Linked DNA regions of Homo sapiens: region 1 is linked to region 2. The links are chromatin loops, found by intact Hi-C in ENCODE. Cell type or tissue: mammary epithelial cell. All regions are shown on one strand.

Evidence for each region. A loop is a pair of places that touch in the nucleus more often than their neighbours do. Peaks named below come from ENCODE experiments on the same cell type or tissue, not always from the same donor. Only the 100,000 strongest peaks of a DNase experiment are listed, where the experiment ranks them.
Region 1: a loop joins it to region 2, with 2.6 times the contacts of the local background. A loop is called at or near these places in 1 of 110 quality-filtered maps.

Annotation. Positions count from the first base shown.
Region 1 is chr20:39,798,584-39,802,583 of GRCh38, reverse strand. The region is part of intron 5 of LOC105372614 (a long non-coding RNA gene); the gene reads right to left. Among named protein-coding and RNA genes, the nearest start is that of LINC01370, 200 kb to the left of the region's middle. RefSeq lists an enhancer at 1,060-2,259. In mammary epithelial cell, no CTCF peak of the experiment used is centred here; DNase peaks (open chromatin) are centred at 1,883 and 2,283; H3K27ac peaks cover 1,244 bases.
Region 2 is chr20:39,847,880-39,851,879 of GRCh38, reverse strand. No RefSeq gene overlaps it. Among named protein-coding and RNA genes, the nearest start is that of LINC01370, 150 kb to the left of the region's middle. In mammary epithelial cell, no CTCF peak of the experiment used is centred here; DNase peaks (open chromatin) are centred at 199 and 1,989.

The DNA of each region.
Region 1 (4,000 bases), 49 kb after region 2:
GGGCAGGGCACAGACAAACAAAAAGACAGCAGTAACCTCTGCAGACTTAAATGTCCCTGTCTGACAGCTTTGAAGAGAACAGTGGTTCTCCCAGCACGTAGCTGGAGATCTGAGAACGGGCAGACTGCCTCCTCAAGTGGGTCCCTGACCCCTGACCCCCGAGCAGCCTAACTGGGAGGCACCCCCCAGCAGGGGCATACTGACACCTCACACGGCAGGGTACTCCAACAGACCTGCAGCTGAGGGTCCTCTCTGTTAGAAGGAAAACTAACAAACAGAAAGGACATCCACACCAAAAACCCATCTGTACATCACCATCATCAAAGACCAAAAGTAGATAAAACCACAAAGATGGGGAAAAAACAGAACAGAAAAACTGGAAACTCTAAAAAGCAGAGCGCCTCTCCTCCTCCAAAGGAACGCAGTTCCTCACCAGCAACGGAACAAAGCTGGATGGAGAATGACTTTGACGAGCTGAGAGAAGAAGGCTTCAGACGATCAAATTACTCTGAGCTACGGGAGGACATTCAAACCAAAGGCGAAGAAGTTGAAAACTTTGAAAAAAAATTAGAAGAATGTATAACTAGAATAACCAATACAGAGAAGTGCTTAAAGGAGCTGAAAACCAAGGCTCGAGAACTACATGAAGAATGCAGAAGCCTCAGGAGCCGATGCGATCAACTGGAAGAAAGGGGATCAGCGATGGAAGATGAAATGAATGAAATGAAGCGAGAAGGGAAGTTTAGGGAAAAAAGAATAAAAAGAAATGAGCAAAGCCTCCAAGAAATATGGGACTATGTGAAAAGACCAAATCTACGTCTGATTGGTGTACCTGAAAGTGATGGGGAGAATGGAAACAAATTGGAAAACACTCTGCAGGATATTATCCAGGAGAACTTCCCCCATCTAGCAAGGCAGGCCAACGTTAAGATTCAGGAAATACAGAGAACGCCACAAAGATACTCCTCGAGAAGAGCAACTCCAAGACACATAATTGTCAGATTCACCAAAGTTGAAATGAAGGAAAAAATGTTAAGGGCAGCCAGAGAGAAAGGTCGGGTTACCCTCAAAGGGAAGCCCATCAGACTTTGTTTTCTAATTCTGCAGTTTGGAAGATATAGTTCTGGTGCCTAAATACTGGAAATTCAGGAATTTGCTAAAGTTCTGTGGGAGAATGTTTTGAGAAAATTTAAGTGCATGATCATTGGATTACCTACTCTACTACAGACTTTATATGAGCCTCAGAAGATTTGTCTGTGAATACCACAGCCATAGCCTTGATCCTCATCGAGTTGGGAGTTTCATGAGATTGTGGAACTATACCTTGGTTCCTTTTCCATAAGATGGGACCAAGAAATATTTAAAACTAAAAACAGATGTCACCTCACCCAAGGGCTTTCCCTAAAAGATAAAATTAATGGATGGTGTAGTGATCAGTACTGTGGGTCCTAGTAGTCTAACTTAGGCCACTTAATATAATCTGTATTTAAAACTAAATTTGATATGAACTTTGGAGTCTTTAAAAACTATTTTTCTATTTAACCTTTTTGTCTCTGTTTTATCCTTGTTTTATAGTTGTAATTCTTTCTGAAAAGTTCTAAATTATTCTGGAGAACCAAAAGGAAGCAGGATTTTTCCCCCTTTTAAGTCAGGATAGACAGGGAAGCAATATGACTCTAGATAATTAACTTGGGAGTTCTGGCTGTCCTTGGGAGAGGGCCAGTGTCCCAGGAGGAAAGCCAGATGGGGTCAGAGACCTCAAACTGACAGATGTGGCAGTGGAGGGTTCCAGGAAGAAAGATCAGAGCTTGCCCAGAAAAGAGAGCCACTTGCCCAGATGCAAAACCCCAGAGGACTGAAGGTAAAGGCTTGTGCAGTATTTTGGCTGAGTCATGGGAGAAACTAGTCAGCAGCTAAGGTCAAGTTTAGGACAAAGAAACGCTGCACAAGGAGGCTGAGAAAGAAGAAACAGGATAGGGGAGAAGATGTCTGTAGGACCCTGAGGAGTAAGTAGTATCTATGTAATGCTTTTATTTAACCCTTTTTGTGGTCCTACCATGTATATAGAAATGTAACAATATATCCATATCTTGAAATTCAAAGAATTCTAGGAGCAGCAAATAAATTTGCCCCATTGTTTTTGTGTTATGGAGAAATAAAAACTAAAATTTGAAGAACAGAGAGTAAGACGAAACTGTCTGTGAAAACTGTCCAATCTTTCTCAAGTGTGTCATCACAATGTTAAGTTTCTTCTGGGTAACTTGCTGACCCAGAAGCAAAGGATAGTCTCAGGTATGACTCAGTCCTCTATGTCCGAGACAGCTGACACCCACTCACTTGAGAGAGGATGGAAGGCTTTATCCTGGAGACTTGTCTCATTTATGTAAGGGGTTTTGGACCACAGTTTATGTATTCTGATGATGTTTACAAAGTGCCTTTGTCTATGCTAATTTTTAAAAGACCTATTTAAATTACAATTCATATAAAGTTTATTGAATAGCACAATTTACCATGTTTGCCTGCTTTCTTCTTTAAAACAATGATGTTGCTTGTAATATTTTTATAATAACACTAAGCAACTAACGAGAACAACTCACACAAAATAATACCTTCTTTGGACCAGACTGACCTAAGCAATGAGGACACAGATGGAAAAGACATGTCAGAATTCCAACTAATAAATATAGAAGGAAAGATGAGATTAGAAAATCACCACTTGGCAACCACAAGAGTAATAATTGTTTCAGGCAAGGATCATCAATGGATGCTAAAATTAGTAGGTGAAAGTACTATGAGAAACAAGATATTTGCATAGTCTCAAAGTATTTCCCCACAAGATACTAATTAATTGCAAAGAGAAAAATAGTAACTTCACAGTGGAGAAGCCTGGCAGACACTCTTTTAATGAAGCAATTATAGTTAACATCACAAAAAAACAGGACAAATCAACATCATGTGCCTCATGATATGATGCACCGAGAAGGATACAGCATGACTTCTGTGGTTTTTCTGCCAAAGTTGCATGGTCTGAATATAATTATGAGGAAACCTCAGACAAACCCAAATTAAGAGACATTCTACTAAATACCCGGTCTCTCCTTTTCAAATGTGCCAAGTTTATAAAAGACAAAGAAAGGCTGAGGAACTGTTCCAGATTCAAGAGTAACAAAAGGACATGATGGATTAGACAGACATGGCAACTAAATACAACCTGTGAGTGTGGATAAGATCCTGGACTTGGAACCTTGGATTTAGTGGGACAACTAGTAAACTTTGAATAAGGCCTCTATTGACTAGTTAATAGTACTGAATCAATGTTAATTTCTTGATTTCGATCATTTAACTGTGATTACATAAGAAGATGCCCTTGATTTTAGGAAATTCGTACTGAAACATCTAGAGGTAAAGGAGTATCATGTGCAACCTTCATTTAAACATTTCATAATAAAGTGTGTATGTGTGTCTGTGTGTGTGTCTGTGTGTGTGTAGATAGGTGATAGGTAGATAGAAAGATAGAACGGTAAGCAAATGTAGTACATTTTTAAAATTTGCAGACAATCTAAGTAAAGGTCATATACTCTTTTAAATTTTTTCTATAATTCTGAAATTATTTTAAAACAAAAAGTGAACGATAATAACACATAGATAAAAAGAAAAAAAGACAGTCTCTGCCATCAAGGAGCTCACAGCCTCATGAAAACAGATGGGCAAGTCACCATAAAGACATAAATGTAGCTGAGCAAACTACAGAGTGTTATAAGGGCATGGAGGATAGGATATAATTTCTAGAAGTAAAAGAGAATAAAAATTGTCTAGGAAAGACAGTAAGTTTGAGTTAAGCAAATTCATTGTCTTCCTAGCCTTTAATAAATTATTTAGGCTCATAATTCTGAAAAGTCAAGTCAGTTGTTCTGTGTTGATACAAGAAAGGCTTTCGTTCATAGAACAATTTGTCTAAACCATCCACACATTCATCCATCCATTAACATGGCTGTAATAC
Region 2 (4,000 bases):
AAAAGGCCTGACGGATCAACCTATTCCATAAAACTGCCTGCTCCAACTCATGTTCACAGTCTCCTTCCTTCCCTAGGAGTAGAGGAGACTTTGAGGAAAGCAGTCAAATACTCCACGGAAAAGAGTTATCCCTGTTCAATGGTTTTTGCTGAAATGGTGTCAAAATAAAGGAAAGTCCCTGGAAGGCCAAGAGGGGTGACTTAGAAAAGTAAAATGCAGTGACTTTTGTTAAGATGACTCAGCTGACCTGATCCTACCCCGCAAAGTAGGCTGGATTTGGGGAAAGAAATGAATCCCTGGAACTCAGAGCTGCGGGTAGAGGATTTCAAACAGAACCATTGCTAAATACAGGTTCCAGCACCAATGTCTCCCAAAGAGAAAGCAGTAGTGTTTTTTTGTTTTTTTGGTGTTTTTTTTTTCAGCTAAATCACACACACATTCCCTCTCTTTCTTCCCCTCTCTCATTGTTCATTAGCCTTCTTATTTGATGAAACCAGAAGCACCTGGATCCCCTAAAACTTCAGTCCCAGAAAGACAAAGGCAAACCCCCAGTCATTAGGTCCAGTGAAAACCAGACCTGTACATGCAAAGAGGAAGTGCCAAGGCAAGGGCCCTGCTAAGATTACGGGCTGTTAATAAGGAAAGACAGAAGCCAGAAGGTTTGATGTACAACTCCACAAGCAGAGGTTAAGGGGAGAGACGGGGCAAGCTCATTTGCAAACTTGGTCCTGTTTCATTAAGTGAGAGCAGAGACAGCCTGTCTCAGTCCAGCAGAGAAGGAACTCATTATCCATGTAGGGAGCAAGAGATAAGAATCTTTTAATAATTGCTGGGAATTTTTTTATTATGATGTGGAATGCCAATTTAGGCCTCTCCTCGCAGGCTGGATACAAACAGCCTCCTTGGGAGTTAAAGCCTCTCCCCCCTACCCAGCTGTGGTCATTAAGGACAAAGAGGAGAGAGACTGATGTTTGCTCTGAGAAAGGCCTGCTGCTCAGGGGTGCCCCGCTGGCTTCAGGAGCCAAGTCTCCACCGGACAACTCTGGCCTGGCTGTCCTGCCACCTCCAGAACTTTCCCAGAGCTGAGGCTTGTCATCCGAGACCCCGTTTCCCTACCTCCGGTTGTCCCTGCCTCTCCTCAAGATGTTCAGAGTATCTGCAAAGGGCTGAGCTGTGATTTCCTTTTGCTTTTAAAAACTTCATGTATAGGATCTAAACAGAAACTTTAGACAAGAAATACTTCCTATTCTAAAGGATTCACTGTCAAAATGAGTATAATGGAAACTAGGCAATTCTATTTAGGTTTTACCAAGACACCCTTGCCTACCAGAGATTGGGCTTGTTGTTTAAAAGGGAGCTTAGCAAAGGATTAGGTGTGTTTCCCAATCTGATGCATTTCTGCATCTCATCCCAATCTGATGAGAAACTGAAAGAGAAAGAGAATTAAAAGGGGAATGCTTTTTTTTATTAATGCAATTTGACCTCACAATTTGCAGAATGATCCAGATGGACGACTCTACCATTTGCAGGCCTCTGGTTGGAAGGCTGTGCAGGCACTGAATTAGAATCCTGTGTCCTGAGGCTGCATTTTCTCAGGCAGTGACTGTAGTTCTCCTCAAAAGCTGAGAAAAAGGGAAATCAAGGCCTAACTAGGCCTGCAAGTTGCTGATCCTCCAGTCATGGGCTGTGTTGGGGGCTCCCCTTTGATCCCACCCAGATGGGCTTTTAGCCTCAGCACTCCAAAGGATTTTCACAAGTGGGTCCTTAATGCTTTCTCCAGCTCGGTTCCTCCCTCTGCCCTGGCTCTGTACGGCCCTTCCCTTTTTTATCCCCTCCTCTCTCCCTGCATCATGCCTGGCAGGGTGGATGCTGAATGACAGTGATGGTGGGTTTTAAGTCTGAGGTGTCAGGGGCAATGAGGAGTCTTTGAGTCAGAAGGGCCTTGCTGTTTCCATCTCCACCAGCTAGGGCACCGTGCCCAGGGCCGGAGGCTCCGGGAGCTATCTGACTGTGAGCTCAGCGCCTGTTCCTTGGCTGGATTTCAGAGAGGCCTGAGGAAGTGAGGGGCGTTGCTGGCTCCCTGGTGGAATCTGTGCTGACAGCTCTCAGGCTTCGGCGGGTTCCTGGTGCACAGCAGACAGCAGCTCCAGGGCAGATGTGGCCGAGCAAGCTGCCCTGGGCCCTGCTAGCCTGCTCGCTGCTGCACTGCTAGTGTTGCCCCAAAAGCAATAACTCTATTAATAATCATCATCATCATCTAACAATCACAGCTACTGGGTATTGGGAGGCAACGGAGTGCTGCCCTGAAGAGCAGATGTCCCCAGGTTTAGTAATGTGTTGGCGACTTCCTAGCAATGTGACATTGGAGGAGTGGTTTAACATCTCTGAGCCTCGGTTTGCCATCTATAAGAATGGGTAAGTGCAGTACCTACCTGTGCTGAAATTCAAAGAGACAGAGAGAAAGCTGGCTGCAATCTAAATGCAGTAAGACACAGCAGGTGCAGGATAGGACAGATGAAGCTATGTGCTGACTATGAAGACACGTGACATGAGCCCAAGCTGCTCCCGCTCCTGTCAGTGAACCCTCCTAAGCCTTAGTTTCCTTAGCTAGTAAATGGGGATAATTATACCTCCCAAAGCTATTGAGAAAATGGAAATAATAGCTGTGAAATCTCCCATGAGGAGAATAAGAAATAAGTCCGGTTAATTTCGAAGAAAAAAAGAGAGGAAAGGGTGGAGTTGCAGGATGAAAGTCCTCCAATTTGACTTTCTAGGACCCATGTTTTTGGTCTCTGTCCAATTCCATGCCCCTAACCACAACTTCTCTCCCACACAGACCTGCTCTAACCTGGCGTGTCTCCACATGGGCATAAACCATTTGCAAAACTACCCAGCTTGTTTCTTCTCTCTGGAACGCGCATCTTTCTCCTTTCCATCAGCTGATCCCTTATATAAACCCCTACGTCACCACCTTCAAAGAGGCTTCCTTGACTGATTTTGAACGCTGCAATGAGCAGTGATTAATATTTTCACATAAAATAGCTTGTTGAGGTTTTACAAAGAGGTAGCACTGGAGGTGGCAGAGGTCTCCTGCTCATTGTGAACCTGAGCCAGAAGCCCTGATTATTGTAGGCTGGCTTCAGGGTTAACATCCAGATTGTTTTGTTGATCTGGTGTCTTTGAACTGAGGAAATTCTCCAATGGTGTGTTCTCAACTCCCATGAACACCAGAGATAAAACGTTGCAAGAGGAGGAGGCTTAGTTTAGGTACTTAGAGATTGAGGAGAAGAGAAAGAAGGCAATTTTCCTGGATCACTCAGGATGCATAACCATAGTATTCAAAATTAAATTTTGGAGACAGTGTTACTACCATCCTCATCTTGTGCACTCCAGACGTACACAAGCTCCTTAATTCCGCAGCCTCCATCCCTGTTTCTGGCTCCCCATATCTTGAGCCCTCTTTCCCGCAATCCTCAAATACCCGACTTCTGTTCTATCTTCAGGCTTCCATTTAAATGACCCTTCCTCCAAGAAGACTCCCTTGAATGCACTATAGAAAGTCAAGCAATCCTCATTATTTTCTCTCCCTACCTCCTATTAAATATTTTTGATAATACGTATTGCAATGCAAAATTATTTTATATTTCATAATTTTTACTGGGTTATATTTTTGTCTCTCCCTGTATAATAAGCATTTCATAATTTATCTTGCTTGTCACCATAGCTATAGTGTCTATAACAGGATTTGGTATCAATGAGTGTTTTTTGAATACATACGTGAGGGTCAAAAGAAGTTCTGAGTGGACTATAGAATGCTTTTCTTGAAGGGCTTCCTGAGAAAAAGAAGTCCATAAACTGCTCAAAGAACCTTGGTGACTTTATCTTTGCTCACTTTGCCTCTGCTTACTACTTTCAACCACAAATAATTGCCCCCAAATCAGGACCAGGGCAAAATTAAGCGTTGATAATGATTACTGATTAATCATGATTCCTTTTGTGC